2 separate regions of the Homo sapiens genome follow, and region 1 is linked to region 2. A link is a loop called in an ENCODE intact Hi-C map of the cell type or tissue named here. Cell type or tissue: heart right ventricle. All regions are shown on one strand. Links, peaks and the distances in the headings refer to the core of each region. The heading gives the core; the rest is flanking DNA. Region 1 has its middle 26 kb from the start of LMX1A. Region 2 overlaps ALDH9A1 (aldehyde dehydrogenase 9 family member A1).

Evidence for each region. Hi-C counts contacts between places; a loop is a spot of excess contacts. Peaks named below come from ENCODE experiments on the same cell type or tissue, not always from the same donor. Only the 100,000 strongest peaks of a DNase experiment are listed, where the experiment ranks them.
Region 1: a loop joins it to region 2, with 5 times the contacts of the local background. A loop is called at or near these places in 5 of 110 quality-filtered maps.

The regions. Positions count from the first base shown.
Region 1 is chr1:165,377,612-165,387,380 of GRCh38, reverse strand. No RefSeq gene overlaps it. Among named protein-coding and RNA genes, the nearest start is that of LMX1A, 26 kb to the right of the region's middle. In heart right ventricle, for the core only: no CTCF peak of the experiment used is centred there; a DNase peak (open chromatin) is centred at 4,114.
Region 2 is chr1:165,683,776-165,692,632 of GRCh38, reverse strand. The region is part of intron 2 of ALDH9A1 (aldehyde dehydrogenase 9 family member A1); the gene reads left to right. Among named protein-coding and RNA genes, the nearest start is that of ALDH9A1, 10 kb to the left of the region's middle. In heart right ventricle, for the core only: no CTCF peak of the experiment used is centred there; no DNase peak of the experiment used is centred there.

The DNA.
Region 1 (9,769 bases), core at 1,053-9,052, 310 kb after region 2:
ATGAGAGCACCCATCGCAGCAGCCTCAGACATCATAGCCACTGTTTTCTTTCTTGGGTCTGTCTGAGGCAGGTGGAGCCAGGAGGCAAGTGGGATGCGGACTCCTGCACCTGGATTTGCCACTCCACTCCATTCCTGGGATTATTCTGGAAGTGGTCATGGCCAGGGCCTGGTACCCTGTCTGGTACTTTATTCTGAAAATGTCTGTTGAGGGATGAAAGATACCTCTCAGACCAGGGTTAGGGATCTGGCCTGTGGCTGTCCCAAATCTTCAATACAGACTCTGAACGCAAAGAAGCCTTTCTCCATCTCCAAAAAGAACTAAACGGGGTAACACTGGGGCTGGAAACAGAAAGACTGTCTACACACATATTGTACTCTGGTGCCCAGGGAGGTGTCACCTCCACCTCCTCCACATGGCTGGCAAACAGTGCTTTGTTCACATCTCTTCTCTGCACCCAAGGTGCTCACCAAAGCACACACCCACTAACAGAAGAAGCCGGAGAACCAGCTGCTTACCTTGGACCTGGCCCTGATGCTCAGCATTAGGTGGGTGGGCCTTTTGAGAAGTTTAAGAAACTCAATACTCATCAACCTATACAGAGCAAACATTTATTCTATGTGTAATTCTATGCTGAGATTCAGGGCAACGCATAAAGTATATTCTGTTTATGCAAAAAATACCCATATAGGTGATTTGTAAGGTTTATATAACTGCACAGAAAGAAGCTAGGAAGGATGCATACTGCTAACGGTGGTTACCTCTGGGAGCAGCATGGAATTAGAGGTAGTGCTGAAGTGTACTTTCATTTTTTACTTCATCTTTTCTATTTCTTTTTTATAATGAGCATGTATTTATATATTACTTCCAAAATTCTTTATAACATTTATCATTTCTCGTCATGAAATACATATAAATGTATATAGATGTGTTTATTTTCTGTCTCTTTCATGAGGACAAGGACTATTTGGGGGGTGTCAAGGACTAAGGGATGTTTATTTTGTTAACCATTGTATTCCTGGATCCCCAAACAGTGTTTGGCACAGAGTAACTGTTCAATAAATATTTGTTGATCAAATGAATTACTTACAAAATTAAAAACTGGAAAAAATATATGGGTTCCAATCTGAGGGCTTGGTCTCTGGAACACAGCCTGGCTCATGCTAAATACTTACCACGTGAATTTAAATGAAATACTTTGGTGCATAAGCCTTCATGCCTGCTTAAAGATTTCACAACCCAGGCATGTCCAGGGGAGAATCGGTTCCGTGTCTCTTCCACCTTCTGGTGGCTGCCGGCAATCCTCGGTGTTTCTTAGTTTGGGGCTGCATCATTCCAAACTCTGTCTCTGCCTTCACGTTGCCTTCTCTGTGTGTGTCTGCCTACTCTCCCTTGTCCCCTCTTACAACGATACATGTGATGGCACTCAGGACCCCCTAGATAATCCAGGATAATCCCCTCTCAAGATGCTTACCTCAACAATTTTTGCCATGTTAGGTAATATTCAAAGGTTCTGGGGATTAGGAAATGAATATATCTTTGGGGAGGGGACACTTTTTTTTCTGCCTAGCACAAATGGAGACGATTTTGATATGTGGAGAAGGGAAGAAGGGGGTTCCGGGTGGAAAGGTCAGAATATACTGGTCTCTGGAGGCAGGGAATCATGAGTCATGGTCCAGGGCTGGTGAATGGTTTCAACAGAAACCTAGGTGTTTACGAGAGGAGTGGATAATTCTACTTCTTGGTGTATATTCCAAAGAACTGAAAGCAGGAACTCAGATATTTTGAATACTAATGTTTATTGCACCATTATTGACTATGATACAAAGGTAAAAACAGCCCACATGTCCATTAACAAATAAATGGATAAACAAAACAGGGTTTATCCATACAATGGAATATTGTTCAGCTATCAAAAGGAGTGAAGTTCTGATACATGCCACAACATGGGTGAACCTTGAAAGTCATACTGAGTGAATGAAGCCAGTCACAGAGGGACAAATGTATGATCCCACATATATGAAATATCTAGAATAGGAAAATTCACAGAGGCAGAAAGTAGTTTAGAGGTTACCAGGGCTCGGGGAAGTAGGGAATGGGAGTTACTGCTTAATGATTACAGAGTTTCTGTTTGGGGTGATGAAAAAGTTTTGGAAATGGATAGTGATGACAGATGCACAACATTGTAAATTAATACCACAGAACTGTCCATGTAAAAATGGTTATGATGGCAAATTTGTATATATTTGTACCATAATAAAAAAGAAAGACAAAAGAGAAAAAAAGGGAGGGGTGGGTTCTATAGCAGAATGGGAGGTAGGCATGAGTGCCAAGCTGAAGAAACAGAAGTGGATAATGGGGTCCCCTTCTTAGAGCCCTGCTCAGGGTCCACAGAGCCATGCCCTGGCTGCTGGGAGCATCACCTGCTGATGTCTCCGAGCTGTGTTCCTCACTAGGCACTGCCTTCGGCTGCAGGGAGCTGTGTTACCTGGGAATATGCCCCCTTTGTGGGGTGGGGTAGACTGTGACCAATGAATGGCTGATGTCTGGAAACTGGGCTCAATTTGGGACTACTCTGCAGGGCCATCCCAAATCCAGAACTCCCGATAGAACCAGCAGAGGCCTCAGGTATCACCACCTGTGGGCCAGCTTCTTTCTGGGGCCTATCCTGTCTTCCTTACTTCCTTACAGGTCTGTCTCCCGAGAGCATTCCCCAGGAAACTTTCTGCATGCAATTCTCCTGCTCGAACTCTATTTCCAGAAAACCTGAACTATGATGGAGACAACTGGGAATTTGTTTTTTTGTTTGTTTTGTTTTTTAATTTAGGAGTGGCAGAATGAGAGCTGTGGCTTAGGGAGATCATCTTGGCAGAACTGCATATTATAAGTTGGAGGATGAGAGAACAGAGGTGGGAAGATTATCTGGGATGCCATCACATCAGAGTCAAGCAAGAGGAAGAAAGGACCTGAAGTAGGATGATGGCAGAGGGAGGAATGGACAAAAAAATTAGAGCTAGAATTGGCAGAGGAGGGTAGTTAGCTGGGTAGAGGCTGTGAGGTAGCTAATTCACAGCACGATTCCATGAGATTCCTAGGAATTGGAATGCACTTGCCAACCAAGGCAGCCACACACCTTGCCCTCTGCTGTGGGGCCTGGCACTAGGTCCAGGCAAGTACCCAGCAGCCTGGCTGCAGTATACCAGCTGAGAGGCCACCCTGAGTTCTGCCAAGAGGCTGTGGGGAAGCTGGAGGTCTTCCTGCTGATTCCCTGGCATTGCTGCAGTTTCTTCTTCAACCAAGCCCACAGCTAATGCTGCCAGTGTCAGGATGCCAGAATTTAAAGGGCAGAGAAGTCCTGGGGCGGGGGTCTATCAAGAGGAAAATCTGAAGAAGCTTTGCAGTAAGCCAGCTAGTTCTGTGTAGGCCAGGAAAGCATTTCCTGGTGGATGGGATTTGAGAGGGAGCAGTGTCCAAGGACCTGCTTTGGGATGAAACTGCTCTGGTCTAGAAAGGCTGTCTTCCGTGCAAGTTTAGATGCTGTCTCAGGGAAGCCTTTTGCTTACTAATCTTCCCAGCCCCTCGACACTTTGTCTTACTTTCCTCACAATGGCATAGCTTGGGAAGTGGATTTGAAGCCCCATGGAATCCCACAGTCCCTCTGGAATTTCTGACTTTGAGTGGCCACTGGAGTTCTGGCACAGGCCTCAGACAAGTTTTCCCAGAGGTCTGGGTGGACTCCAGGGATAGCTAAAACACCTTTGGCAGAAACAGATGGGTCGTGAGGGTGGATCCCAGGCACTGAAACAACAGAAAGGGCATCCTAGAATGGTCTAGCGCCGTGACGCCCAAATCTGCCTGTGCTTCAGTGTCCTTTTAAAAGTTGTTTAAAACTACAGAGGCCTGTGTGCTGCCCCTGATCTGCTGAATCAGAATCTCTGAGGCTGGGTGGTGATTTGTCTTTTTAAAGCTCCCCAGGTGATGCTAATGTGCAGGCAGGGTTGGAATCCAAAATGCTTATTCCACAGCTGGGAGGTTGGCCCAGAAAGGTGAGTCACCAAGGCTGGCCGAGCCAGGCCTGGAACCCAAGTCTTCCAGGACCCAGTCCAACCTCACATTCCCCCTGCTGACTGTCAGGCTTCCCTGGACACGGACTGCACTGCCCAGCCCCAGGCTCTCTCACGCCCTCCCGACCTCATGCAGATGCGCATGCTCTGCCCTTCCACGTGTTCATAGTGTGCCTGCTTTCTAACTTGCTTCTTAGGGTCAAAATAAGTGTTTGCTTATTTCTCCAATTCCTTCATTGAATCATAAGGTCAGCGAGGCTGTAGACCACAACAAATCAAACTCCAATAAGCCATAGTTGCAGAACAAGGGCTGTGGGCCCCACAGGATCCAGAGAAACATAAAAGTTGAATCTTCTTCAGAGTAGAAGACAACATAGTATAGTGGGAAGGGAATTGACTTTGGAATCCGTTAAATCAGCTTTGGAATCAGTTTTTGAATCTGAGCTTCAGTTTCCTCATCTGTGCAATGAAACTCACAGGGTTGCAGTGGTCATCACATGAGTTAATGTATGGGAAAAGAACCTGATTTATTATAGGGAGGCTACAGTCAGGATAGGCTGAGCTTCCACTATAACAAACAACCCCAAAATCCCAGTGCATAAAACAAAGCTCACTTCAGGTTGAAGGGGGAGTTCGAAGGGAGGACTCGTTGGTGGTAGACGCTCAGAGGCCCAAACTGCAGAATCTCCACTGTCACCTCAATATCAGGCTTCAGGTTCACAGTGACAGGAAAAGAGAGCATGGAGACTCGTGCTGGCTCTAAAATATTCTCCACCAGAATTGACAAACGTCCTTCCACTCACATTTCACTGGCCAAAGCAAGTCACAAGGATACATCTTACATTGAGGGATATGTGCTCAGAAGGAGAGGAGAGTCAGAAATCTTCGTGAACACTAGTCATGCCCACATTTTATGTAAGGACTTATTACTGTCCTGGTGGCACAGAGATATTACCACACCAAGACTAGATCCTCATCTTTCACAGCTCGCGGCTACCAATGGACAGTTAGCGGTTGTATGAATTCCTCTCCCTTCTGAGTCATTTGCCTTTTTTATAGTCAAATGCTGAAAAGAAACATTTCAGCACACATAAATGAGCAAAGAGAATGAAATTCCATGGTCAAACCTTCCAGTTCGAGGACTGTCCTTTCTTTCAGGGCTCATAACTTCTGTCATATTTCTAAATGGCTTATGCTTGTCAACAATAGTACTTCCTCTGTAAACAATGGAATTTGAAGTATGACATACAAAAGATATATCACTCTTCAATACAAGCTTTTGACTTGGGTGCAGAAGTGGGGTGTGTTGTCAGTGTACATCCTGGGTCCCTGAGCAGTCATTTGCAAAGAGCTCTTCTCTCAGATGACTTCCTCTGGAAACACCTCCATCATTCATACTGGAAGAGCCCTGGCTTTTGGGGGTGCCCCAGCTCTGTAGAAACCACTCAGGCACTAAGTCCACGGAAACTCTGACCCATTAAAATAAAGTCAAAGAACTCAGTGGGAAGAGGGGAGACAGATTCAGCTATTAAACCTCTCCCAGTTTACATAAAATTCTTCCTTATGAATCAAAAGTACTCCTGGAAGTTCTTTTAGTCACTGATTATAAATGCATATCATATTCAGTGCCTACTATAAGTCAGGTTTTGTTCTAGGCTTTGGGATTCATCAATGAGTAAAATAATTTTCTGCTCTCATAGAGTTTAGAATCTGGGGCAGGAATAGAAGCGAAAACAAACTCATAAGTAAGTAATTCTACTTTAGGCAGACTACATGATAAAGAAAATGATTCAAGGTAAGGAGAGAGAGGATGCATAGACTGGGGGAGGGAGATTGCTATTTTAGAGAGTAGCCAGGAAAGACTTTTCTGAGGAGGAGTCAGCCAATCAGAGATGTGAATGAAGAGAAGGGACTAGTAATGCTAAGATATAGCAGATACACTCAGAGATGTGAGGGTGTGTGTGTGTGTATGTGTATGTGTGTGTGTGTGTGTGTATGTGTGTGTGTGTAGTAATGCCCACAGGCAGGACAGGTAATACCAGTAATAGGTCCATCATATTTTATGCAGGTTCGTTGGTACATACTTGTGGTGCTAAGTTCAGCATGCCATATAGACAGGGGTAACAGCAAGTGTAAATGCCCTGTGGCAGAAAGTAGCTTGTAGAGCAGAAAGTATCAGTGACCACTGACTGCTGCAAGAGGAAGACAGGGAGGGGAGGAAGGGCCACATTAAGATTGGCCTTGTTGGCCATAATAAGGATCAAATTCTTATGCACCACCACATAGCCCTTTCCAAAGCCCACATTGATCTTCATCCCCCACAGCACCATCCTGCTGTACAAAAGGGCCCAGTTGTGATAATCACTACAACTGGGGAGATGTTGGTCATCACAGGCTCTGGGGGTCTGGGCAGGATAGAACTGAGCTCCGTGTGACCTTCACTACCCCCCTAAGCAATTTAGCATCACTCTGTAGCTGGCCTAAGAAGAGGGCAGATCCTCCTTCCAACTCTACTCGCTTCTTCCCACCTGACTCCACCACCCACCCTTACAATTTTAAGTGTTTTTAAATCCACCTACTTCTGGGAAATTTCTGGGGCTCTTATTGAGTCCTGCTAAGAGCCTGAGGGAACTGAGAGAAAGACAGGAGGCTCTCCCTTTTAGGAATGGATTGTGGGTCACTGAGGTTCAGAAAGTGGGGAGCTCTGGGCGGCCTCCAGCAAAAGACCTGATGGTCAACCCTGAGGTGGAACGAGTTTAGAAAACAAACTATTTTTGCCCCATTCATTCATGTCCACCAGCTGCTCCCTGAGCTCCATCGACCTGGTAATTGTTTTTCTTGGCATTCCAGGGTAGTAGGTCACGTTAGATTCTTTTCTTTCAAATATTCTACTGACATCAAAGTGGAAGGGATGTAAGGTAAAAAGAAATAAATCGGGGAGGATTCTGCATGTTTCACAACTGCTTTTATGTTCAGGATGTGCAGGAATGCCGGGGTGGGCGCAGATTCTGTTACCTCCCCCAGTTCAAGGAAGAGTGGTGGGTGGGAGTGTGTGTGATGTCCATATGCAGAAATGATCTGGACTGACAGTAGGGCAGTAGGCTGCACAAAAGCAAGAGTCAAGGGCAAGATTTTTCAAATTGAGATAGTGTAGCGGATAACACAGGGCTTAGATTGAGCAATAAAACATGAAACTGGTGGGAGGCAGCTGGAGGTGATAGCAGTAAGGTGGAGAGACAGGAACGAGGCTCCATTGCTTGGTGTGTGCTCTTGGGAAGGGCATGTTCCCTCCCAGAGTCCAGATTTTCTCACCTATAAGGTAGATTCTGTATGTACGACTTTTCCACATCTTAGATCTTCCTGAACAGTTCTGATTTGGGTGGTTAGCCAAAGAATCAAAAGCAATTTCATTTTCATAACATAGCCTTGGTCCCTGGACTTCAGGAGTTTGCAGTCTGATGGAGGATTTAGCATGAGCATGTTACAGAGATTGCAGAAGTCTCCAGCAGTGCAAAGTGAAGGAGCACCGGAAGTCTTCAGTAGAGAAGAGTCTTAAAGAGAGCTTCCCTGGAGTAAGCTGTGGAGAATCTGGGAAGACTCAACTAAGACACTTTTAGAAGCAGGGGGCAATAAAGCCGGTGGACAGAAGGCTGGGGAAGAGCCAGGTTATAACAATTATAGATTAGAGAGGGTATTGTTTCATGTCTGTTTTACTGAATGAGCCCATTATTGCGTTGGGTACACAAGGCTCAAAACAAGTTTAATTTTTTAAAAAACTTCTTCCTGACTCCCTCTTTTCAGTGAAATTTATACACTCTTTCTATAGTGCAGTGTACCTCAAGAAATTTCAAAATGGTTATACACTTTCACCCGAAAGTTCTACTTTTAGAAATGTGTTCTAAGAAAATAATCAAGGCTATCAATTGCTGTGTGCCAGGCACCAAAACAATTTATATATACAATTTTGTTCTCACAATAACTCAGTAAGGAAGATATTATTATCGCCTTATCTGTGTGTGAGAAACATGAGATCTAGAAAAATTTAGTAAATGTGGTTAAAGTTACATCCAGCAAGTGGTATAGACAGGATTTGAATCCAGGTCTGAATGAGTCAAAAGCCTATTTTCAATCTCCACAGTTTTCTTCCACTTTAGGGACATGCACAATGATGTATGTACAAGAATTGATTAAACCAGATATAGTTCATTCATGTTGAATATTGTGAAGACATGAAAAATGATGCTGTAGAGCACTTCAAAGCCATGGAAAATTATTTATAATACGTTACGTAGAAATGTGATGACATATTGTGTATGACATGAGCCCAATTTTATAAAAAGATATGATAATGCTTAGGTACTAATCAAATAAAATGTTGATATTTTATGCACTATATTGGGATTGTGAATTTTTTATTTTCTTATCAATGTATTTTGTAGTTTCAAATTTTTCTTTAAAAAATAACATTGCTTTTTTAATCAGAAAAAATAAATGACACAAAACAGTTTGCTTTTAATCATAGAAATTAATGCCTGGTCAAAAATTTTAGAAATTACCTAAAAGTAGAAGTAAGGAAGCAGGCCGGGCTTGGTGGCTCACACCTGTAATCCCAGCACTTTGGGAGGCCAAGGCTGGCAGATCACCCGACGTCAGGAATTCGAGACCAGCCGGGTACGACATGGCGAAATCCCGTCTCTACTAAAAGTACAAAAATTAGCCAGGCATGATGGTGCACGCCTGTAATCCCTGCTACTCGCGAGGCTGTGACAGGAGAATCACTTGAAACCAGGAAGTGGAGGTTGCAGTGAGCGGAGACCAGGCCACTGTCCTCCAGCCTGAGTGATAGAGCCAGACTCCATCTCAAAAAAAAAGGAAGCTTGACAAATGGGATCTAATTAAACTAAAGAGCTTCTGCACAGCAAAAGAAACTCCCACCAGAGTGAACAGGCAACTTACAGAATGGGAGAAAATTTTTGCAATCTACTCATCTGACAAAGGGCTAATATCCAGAATCTACAATGAACTCCAATAAATTTACAAGAAAAAAACAAACAACCCCATCAAAAAGTGGGCAAAGGATATGAACAGACACTTCTCAAAAGAAGACATTTATGCAGCCAAAAGACACATGAAAAAATGCTCATCATCACTGGCCATCAGAGAAATGCAAATCAAAACCACAATGAGATACCATCTCACACCAGTTAGAATGGCGATCATTAAAAAGTCAGGAAACAACAGGTGCTGGAGAGGATGTGGAGAAATAGGAACACTTTTACACTGTTGGTGGGACTGTAAACTAGTTCAACCATTGTGGAAGTCAGTGTGGTGATTCCTCAAGGATCTAGAACTAGAAATACCATTTGACCTAGCAATCCCATTACTTCATATATACCCAAAGGATTATAAATCATGCTGCTATAAAGACACATGCACACGTATGTTTATTGCAGCACTATTCACAATAGCAAAGACTTGGAACCAACCCAAATGTCCAACAACGATAGACTGGATTAAGAAAATGTGGCACATATACACCATGGAATACTATGCAGCCATAAAAAATGATGAGTTCATGTCCTTTGTAGGGACATGGATGAAGCTGGAAACCATCATTCTCAGCAAACTATCCCAAGGACAGAAAACCAAACACCACATGTTCTCACTCATAGGTGGGAATTGAACAATGAGAACACATGGACATA
Region 2 (8,857 bases), core at 858-8,857:
TGGCCATTTTTGCGATATTGATTCTTCCTATCCATGAGCATGGAATGTTCTTTCATTTGTTTGTGTCCTCTTTTATTTCATTGAGCAGTGGTTTGTAGTTCTCCTTGAAGAGGTCCTTCACATCCCTTGTAAGTTGGATTCCTGGGTATTTTATTCTCTTTGAAGCAATTGTGAATGGGAGTTCACTCATGATTTGGCTCTGTGTTTGTCTGTTATTGGTGTATAGGAATGCTTGTGATTTTTGCACATTGATTTTGTATCTTGAGACTTTGCTGAAGTAGCTTATCACCTTAAGGAGATTTTGGGCTGAGACAATGGGGTTTTCTAAATATACAATCATGTCATCTGCAAACAGGGACAATTTGACTTCCTCCTAATTGAATACACTTTATTTTTTTCTCCTGCCTGATTGCCTTGGCCAGAACTTCCAACACTATGTTGAATAGGAGTGGTGAGAGAGGGCATTCATGTCTTGTGCCAGTTTTCAAAGGGAATGCTTCCAGTTTTTGCCCATTCAGTATGATATTGGCTGTGGGTTTGTCATAAATAGCTCTTATTATTTTGAGATATGTCCCATCAATACCTAGTATATTGAGAGTTTTTAGCATGAAGGGCTGTTGAAATTTGTCGAAGGCCTTTTCTGCGTCTGTTGAGATAGTCGTGGTTTTTGTCTTTGGTTCTGTTTATATGATGGATTACGTTTATTGATTTGTGTATGTTGAACCAGCCTTGCATCCCAGGGATGAAGCCAACTTGATCATGGTGGATAAGCTTTTTGATGTGCTACTGGATTCTGTTTGCCAGTATTTTATTGAGGATTTTTGCATCGATGTTCATCAGGGATATTGGTCTAAAATTCTCTTTTTTTGTTATGTCTTGGTATCAGGCTGATGCTGGCCTCATAAAATGAGTTAGGGAGGTTCCCTCTTTTTCTAATGATTGGAATAGTTTCAGAAGGAATAGTACCAGCTCATCTTTGTATCTCTGGTAGAATTCAGGGTTTTTAGCTTCTTTGTGATGGGTTCAAACATCATCCTTTACCTCAGAGAAGTTTGTTATTACCGATCTTCTGAAGCTTACTTCTGTCACTTGTCTAAGTCATTCTCCGTGCAGCTTTGTTCCATTGCTGGTGAGGAGCTGCGATCCTTTGGAGGAGAAGAGGCACTCTGGTTTTGAGAATTTTCAGCTTTTCTGTTCTGGTTTCTCCCCATCTTTGTGGTTTTATCTACCTTTGGTTTTTGATGATGCTGACCTACATATGGGGTTTTGGTGTGGATGTCCTTTTTGTTGATGTTGATGCTATTCCTTTCTGTTAGTTTTCCTTCTAATAGTCAGGACCCTCAGCTGCAGGTCTGTTGGAGTTTGCTGGAGGTCCACTCCAGACCCTGTTTGCCTGGGTATCACCAGCGGAGGCTGTAGAACAGCAAATATTGCAGAACAGCAAATGTTGCTGCCTGATCCTTCCTCTAGAAGCTTTGTCCCAGAAGGGCACCCACCTGTATGAGGTGTCAGTCGGCCTCGACTGGGAGGTGTCTCCCAGTTAGGCTACTTGGGGGTCAGGGACCCACTTGAGGAGGCAGTCTGTCCATTCTCAGATCTCAAACTCCATGCTGGAAGAACCACTACTCTTTTCAAAGCTGTCAGACAGGGACGTTTAAGTCTGCAGAAGTTTCCGCTGCCTTTTGTTCAGCTATGCCCTGCCGCCAGAGGTGCAGTTTACAGAGGCAGGCAGGCCTCCTTGAGCTGTGGTGGGCTCCACTCGGTTCGAGCTTCCTGGCTGCTTTGTTTACCTAGTCAAGCCTCAGGAATGGCAGACGCCCCTCCCCCAGCTTCACTGCCACCTTCGCAGTTCCATCTTGGACTGCTGTTATAGCAGTGAGCAAAGCTCCATGGGTGGGGGACCCGCCGAGCCAGCTGCAGGATATAATCTCCTGGTGTGCCGTTTGCTAAGACTGTTGGAAAAGCGCAGTATTAGGGTGGGAGTGTCCCGATTTCCCAGGTACCATCTGTCACGGCTTCCCTTGGCTAGGAAAGGGAATTCCCTGACCCCTTGTGCTTCCCAGGTGAACCAGTCCTAATGAGATGAACCCAGTACCTCTGTTGGAAATGCAGAAATCACCGTCTTCTGCATTGATCACGCTGGGAGATGCAGATCGGAGCTGCTCCTATTCGGCCATCTTGATTCTGGACTCTGATAGTTAAACTTTTTATAGTCTTAAAGATCAGAAGTACCAGATGTTCATTATAGAAAGAAAATTCAGAAGAGAATACATCAAAATAAGAATCATGGATAGCTGAGTGGTAGGTCTGTGGTGACTTTTTGTCATAAGTATGTTACGTCAGAAACTGTGACGGGTCTGAGAGTTTCCCTGCTTTCAAGAGTGTGTGTGTATATGTGTATATATTACATACATATACATATAAAACACATATAATATACATATACATAATTATACACATATAAGCTATGTTATACACATAGAATAATATATAATCTATATAATATACATATATTCTATATTATAGTTGTAAATTACACAATTATGTGTAATATATGTATATTTTATACATATATATATTCTAGCAAGAGACATGAGGCTTTTTGGATCACAGAGAAGGATGGTTTATTACAGCAAAATGCAGCAGCCATAGCAATACCTTAGCACTAATTTCTGTTTATTTATTATTATTTTTTTTTTGTGATGGAGTCTCACTCTGTCACCCAGGCTGGAGTGCAATGGCACAATCTTGGCTCACTGCAACCTCCGCCTCCTGGGTTCAAGCGATTCTCCTGCCTCAGACTCCTGAATAGCTGGGATTACAGGCACATGACACCACGCCTGGCTATTTTTTGTATTTTTAGTAGAGACAGAGTTTCCCCATGTTGGCCAGGCTCGTCTCAAACTCCTGACCTTAGGTGATCCGCCTGCCTTGGCCTTCCAAAGTGCTGGGATTACAGGCATGAGCCACTGCATCCGGCCTAGTTTTTTTGTTTTCAAAGCACCGGTCACCACGGTGAGTGAGGGGATGGGATGAGAACCAGGTGAGATCCCTGTGCATGCAGGAAGTTGCACCAAAGGAGAAGAACCCTAAACTTCTGAGATTCATTTAAATAGAAATTACTGGCACATCTGCCCATCCTCTTCTCTGGGGAGAGAGTGAGAGAGATTGAGATTACTTATTAAGCAAATCTCCAGGGTTGAGAGGGAAGGTATCACTAAGTTTATTATCCTGGAGTATAAGCACATGTTTCAGGAACAGGAAGTAAAGAGGTTTACATTTCTAAATTTCTCCAGATTTCTTTATCTTTAGGGAGATACTGTCTCTGCCTTTCAAGGCCTTTGCTATTCAATCAACTCGTCAGTGTCCTTTGCTTGGAAAGCCCTGACCATGCAGAAATATCAAAATATTCATATAGAATTTTCTCCCAACGAAGTATTTTCCCCGTTATTAAAAATTTATTTTTAATTCGATAAACCAAAGATAACTCAAAGCAGATAATTTATTATTTTCATTTGCCCATTTTTTTTCCTGTGAATGAGCAGCATTGTAGGGCTGTTAAGAATTGGCTCCTTTATTGTTAGGAAATGACTTTTATTGATCCTGGGTAATATCTAATAATATTTTTTGCTCTGAAATCTGTTGTCTGATACTAAATTTCATTTCTTTTTACTTTACCCTCCCCTTTACTTTTCCTTTGATACCTGTGTGGTGTTTTATTAATCAAAAACCCACTGCTTATTATTAAGTGTTTATTAATCAAAAACACTTGTCTGATGATCGTGCTCTGAACCTGCCTTCACCCCAATTTATTCCATAACTGAATAGATCCCACTCTGTGACCACACCTACAATCATATTAGCCCTCAGTTTTCTTTTAAGTGATTTTTCTAGTTAATCAAGATCTGCAGTTCTTTGTTCTTTTTTGACAGGGTCTTGCTCTGTCACCCAGGCTGGAGTGCAGTGGCACAATCATGGCTCACTACAGCCTCAACCTCCTGGGCTCAAGGGATCCTCTTGCCTCAGCTTCCCGTATATGTGCACCACCATACCTGGCTAATTTTTGTTTGTATTTTTTGTAGAGATGGGGTTACGCCATGTTTCCCAGGCTGGAATTTAAAAAAAAGTATTGCTGTAAACAATTATTTTTTAAAATATTTTAAGAATAAGGTAAAATATTTCACATTTGTCCACATATTTACCATTTCTGGTGCTCATAAGTCATTTGTGTAGACCCAGATATCTGTCTGCTGTCATTTTCTCTTCTGCTAGAAGGAATTTCTTCAGCATTTCTTTTCTGTTTTGTTTTGTTTTTTGAGACAAGGTCTCGCTCTGTCTCCCCAGCTGAAGCACAGTAGTGGAATCATAGCTCACTATGGCCTTGACCTTCTGGGCTCAAACGATCCTCCCACCTCAGCGTCCTGAGTAGCTGGGACTACAGACTCATGTCACCACACTTGGCTAATTTTTGTATTTTTTGTAGAGAGCGGGTTTATTCATGTTGCCCAGGATGGTCTTGATCTCCTGGGCTCAAGTCATCCTCCTGCCTCAGCTTCCCAAAGTGCTGGGACTGTACGTGTGTGCCACTGTACCCAGCCTAGAATTAATTAATTTCTTTTCTTTTCTTTTCTTTCTCTTTTTTTTTTGAGAGGAGTCTCTCTCTCTCACCCAGGCTGGAGTACAGTGGCATGATCTCGGCTCACTGCAACCTCCGCCTCCCGGGTTCAAGTGATTCTCCTGCCTCAGCCTCCCGAGTAGCTGGGATTACAAATGTGTGCCACCATGCCTGGCTAATTTTTGTATTTTTAGTAGAGATGGGGTTTCACCATGTTGGCCAGGCTGGTCTCAAACTGCTGACCTCCAGTGATCCGCCCACCTCGGCTTCCCAAAGTGCTGGGATTACAGGTGTGAGCCACTGCACCCCGCCAGGCTAGCATTTCTTATAGTGCAGGTCTGTTGGTACTCTTTCAGATTCTGTATGTCTAAAAAAGTCTTTCTTTTGCATTAATTTTTGAATGAATTGTAGGTAAATAGTTTTTTCTTTCAGTACTTTAAAGATGTTGCTCCACTGTCTTCTGATTTGTATTGTTTCAGAAGAGAAATTTACTGTCATTTTTATTTTTGTATCTTTGTATGTAATGTACTCCCTCTACCCCCCACCCCTGGCTGTTTTAATATTTTTCTCCTTATCACTGGTTTTAAGCAATTTGATTATGATGTCTTTTGGTGCAGTTTTCTTCATATGTATTTTTCCTGAGGTTTATTGATCTTCTTGGATCTGTAAATTTGTTTCATTTGGAAAAAAAATTTGGCCATGATTTCTTTAGTTTTTTTTTTTGCCCCCTCTTCCATCACTTCTCCTTCAGGGCCTCCAATTACACATATATTGGGCTGCCTGAAGCTATCCCACGTCACTGATGCTCAGTTCATTTTCCAGTTTTTGGGTGTGTTTATGGGTTTTTTTCTCCTTCTGAGCCTTCCCTCCCACCCCCTGTGTGTGTGTGTTTTGTTTTCAGGTAATTTCTATTGTTATGACTCAAGTTCATCGGTCTTCTATAGTGTTTTATCTGCTGTTAATCTCATCTAGTGTATTTTCATCTCTAGATTAATTTGGGTCTTTTATATATGTGTTCTGTGGCTCTCCTTAACATGCTTATGTTTTTCTGTGCCTTCTTGAACATACGGAGTATAGCTATCATAACTTAATGTTCTTGTCTACTAGTTCTGTTGTGTTATTTCTGAATGTGTTTTTATTGGTTAGTTTCGCTTCCTGGTTAAATGTTACGGTTTTCTACTTTTTGCATGCCTGGTAGTTTTTGATCACTAGACATATGATCTCTAGTGAATCACTAGGGCACATTATATTGCTGGGTGCTGGATAGTCTTGTACTTTAAAAAATATTCTTAAGCTTTGTTCTGGGACACAGTGAAGTTACTTGGAATCAGTTTGATCCTTGGAAGATTTGCTTTTAGATCAGCAAATTTCGCCATGTTATTCAATACCCTTCTGACTGCTTAACCCTGTGATCCGGGTGTTAATGAGGTTTTCTCACCATGGCTGGTGGGAACATGAACTATACCTGGCCCTGTGTGAGTTCTGGGGCTTTTTTTTTTAAAAAAAAAAACATTTTCTTCTTGGGTAGTCCTTTTCCCAGTCTTGGGTAGTTTTCTCACACTGGTACTCAAAGGGGAATCTGCAGATTTCTGGGGTTCTCTATCTGTGCAGCTCTTTTCCCTTCCACACTCAGTCTTGAAGAACTGTAGCCACTCAAAGTTCCCTAAACTCCCACCCTATCTTCTCAACTCATGTGTCTGCTGGGCGCCACCTAGCTTCCTCCTCCCTGCTCTGTGGCCTGAAAACTTTCTCTAGGCAGTAGACTCCAGCAATTGTAGGGCTCACCTCATTGGTTCCCTCCTCCAGGGACCACTGCCTTGAGTTGCTTAATGTCTGATGTCTGAAAATGGTTCATGTATTTTATCTGGTGTTTTTAGTTGTTTAAGGTGGGAGAATGAATCTGGTCCCTGTTAATCCATCTTGGCTAGAAGCTCATTGATTCCTAGTGGAAATGAACATTTTTTTCCATATTTTCTCATTTTTACTTTGAATCCTTTGGTACTTATACCAGATTGTATAGATCTTGTCTGTGAGACCCAGTCATTTTTCAGTTGGAGACCCCTTGTGAAGTAGCTATCATTTGGATTAAAAGGGGAGGGAGAATGTTACTTAAAACAATGACAAAACTATCTAAATAAAGAAGAGATTGTGTATGTAGGTTATCTTCTTGCCTCCAGCCCTGGCCCAGGTTGGTTTGTCTTGTACAGTGCCACCAGAGTGGTCCTCCTACAGAAGCACATTTGATCATGGTACATCCTTGGGTAAAACTGGCCATGGTCCCCCTCCTTAACATGGCCCTCAGGCCCTGTTTCTCCAGCCTCGTCTTTTCTCTTCACACACCATAAGACCCAGCTCTCCTGCACTACTGGTCCTTCCTCGTTTACCATGTGTATACTGTCACACCTCATGCTTTTACAATGCCATGACGCTGAGTTTGGTGCTGTTCTTTTGTTTTTCTTGCCTCTTGTGCTTACATGTTTAGCATTTAGTGGTCTGTACTGTAATTTATCCCTCCCTCCCTCCATTTTTTCCTTCTGGACAAGGTGATTGTTGTACATAATTGTATTAGCAAAAGCATCTTGAGATGTATATAGCTATTTTACCTATTTGAGAAATGAGAAAATGCTCAAAAAGGTTAAATAGCTTGTCTTAGATCATATAACTAGTAAGTATAAGAGCTAGTCTGTTGGGCTTCAAAGCTAGACATTAAGCCCTGCTGAGGGGTTCGAAGTGAAAGGGAGAAGTGAGGGACCTACTCTTGGCTTCTAATCTTTCATCCCAGTGAACACCTGGTCAAGTCATATTGTAAAGCAGGGTGATATAGAGGAGGAACAGGGTTGGGAACAACACATGTATTTCCTAAGAAATACTTGTAGCAGTATGTTGTTATGGTGAACAATTTTATCTTATGGTTACTCTTGCAATAGTAGCAGGCAGAAATTTTTGTCAGAGACATCTTTGATGATCCTTACGTACTATATCAGAAGATCTCCTAATGCTCTTAGTAGATAACTTTTTTTTTGTAAGGATGGAGAATAATAGAATAACACAGAAAAAATTTCCCAAGGCCATCTAATTAACTGAATTTTCTCTGAGAGTTGAAACCCCAAAACAGCCCCCAAAACCACTTGCCTATCCATTATTTTAAAAGAGAAAAAAATCTCCAGAGTAAAAGTTTCTATTCTCTTAGTAAATGTTCCAGGGCTTAGCAGCGATAGAATCACAGATTACTTCCTATTTGTTCACTCTTACACTAAAGTGTAAGCAGAACCGTGTTTCACTATTGCCAGTGTAATATCTCTTCCCTGTATTTGAAATGTTCTGTACTGATTCATCACTTTATTCAACCGATTAATGCACTAGCCTCTCTAGGGCCTAGTTTCCTCTTGAATTCAAGAAACAAAATTTAAGCTACTTATGGTTGATTATACCTTTGGAAAACTATTTTGTGTTAATTATACTCAACAAACTTAAGAATGGGGAATAATTTATGCTTGGTGTAAGAATTGATGTATGTTTTCCTCTTAGGGTACCCTCTTTCTAGGGTCAGCATACTGGGAAACAAGTTAATTGTCAAAAGGTTGTTTTGTTGAGTGTAGAGTCAGGAAGGGAGAAGGTAAATTGTTGGTTTAAAAGAGAGTTTAATTTAGACCAGGTTTGAATGTGAACAGATTATCCTTTCTGAAGGAAAATGTCTATTCAAAAATTGCAATATTGATTTAAAATGTGCTGACTTGCCCTTTTAGAAGTAAGCTCTTAAAGGGGTAGACAGGACTGATACTCTTTTCCCTAGTAATGAATGTAGAATGAATGAGTCAAAGCACTTTATACCTCTGGCCTTTATAAGAAATACAGCGTGTCCAAATCTCACTATCCAACTGTCCTTTCTTGTATTTCATATTGGTTTTCATATTCCTACTTTCATCTTTTCTGAGCTTTGTACTGTGGATAGATGCTTGAGTTAGTTTCTGTTGCACTCCATTTTGCTTCTGGCCAGCCTTACTGCTTATCAGTTTTATAAACAGAATGTTCCTTCTTGTCAGTTGCTTAATCTTTTATGTATGTTCTGATAGTCACCCTATTATTTATTTTAAATTGGACCCATAATAGCAACTGCCTACTTCTTACATATTCAATTCTTTTATGTCCTTTAGACCAAAGAAAGGCATTATTTAGCTTTCTTTCTTAGGTCTAATTTCCTAAACCTTTAAGCTCATCATTGGACCATCTATTGAATTTCTT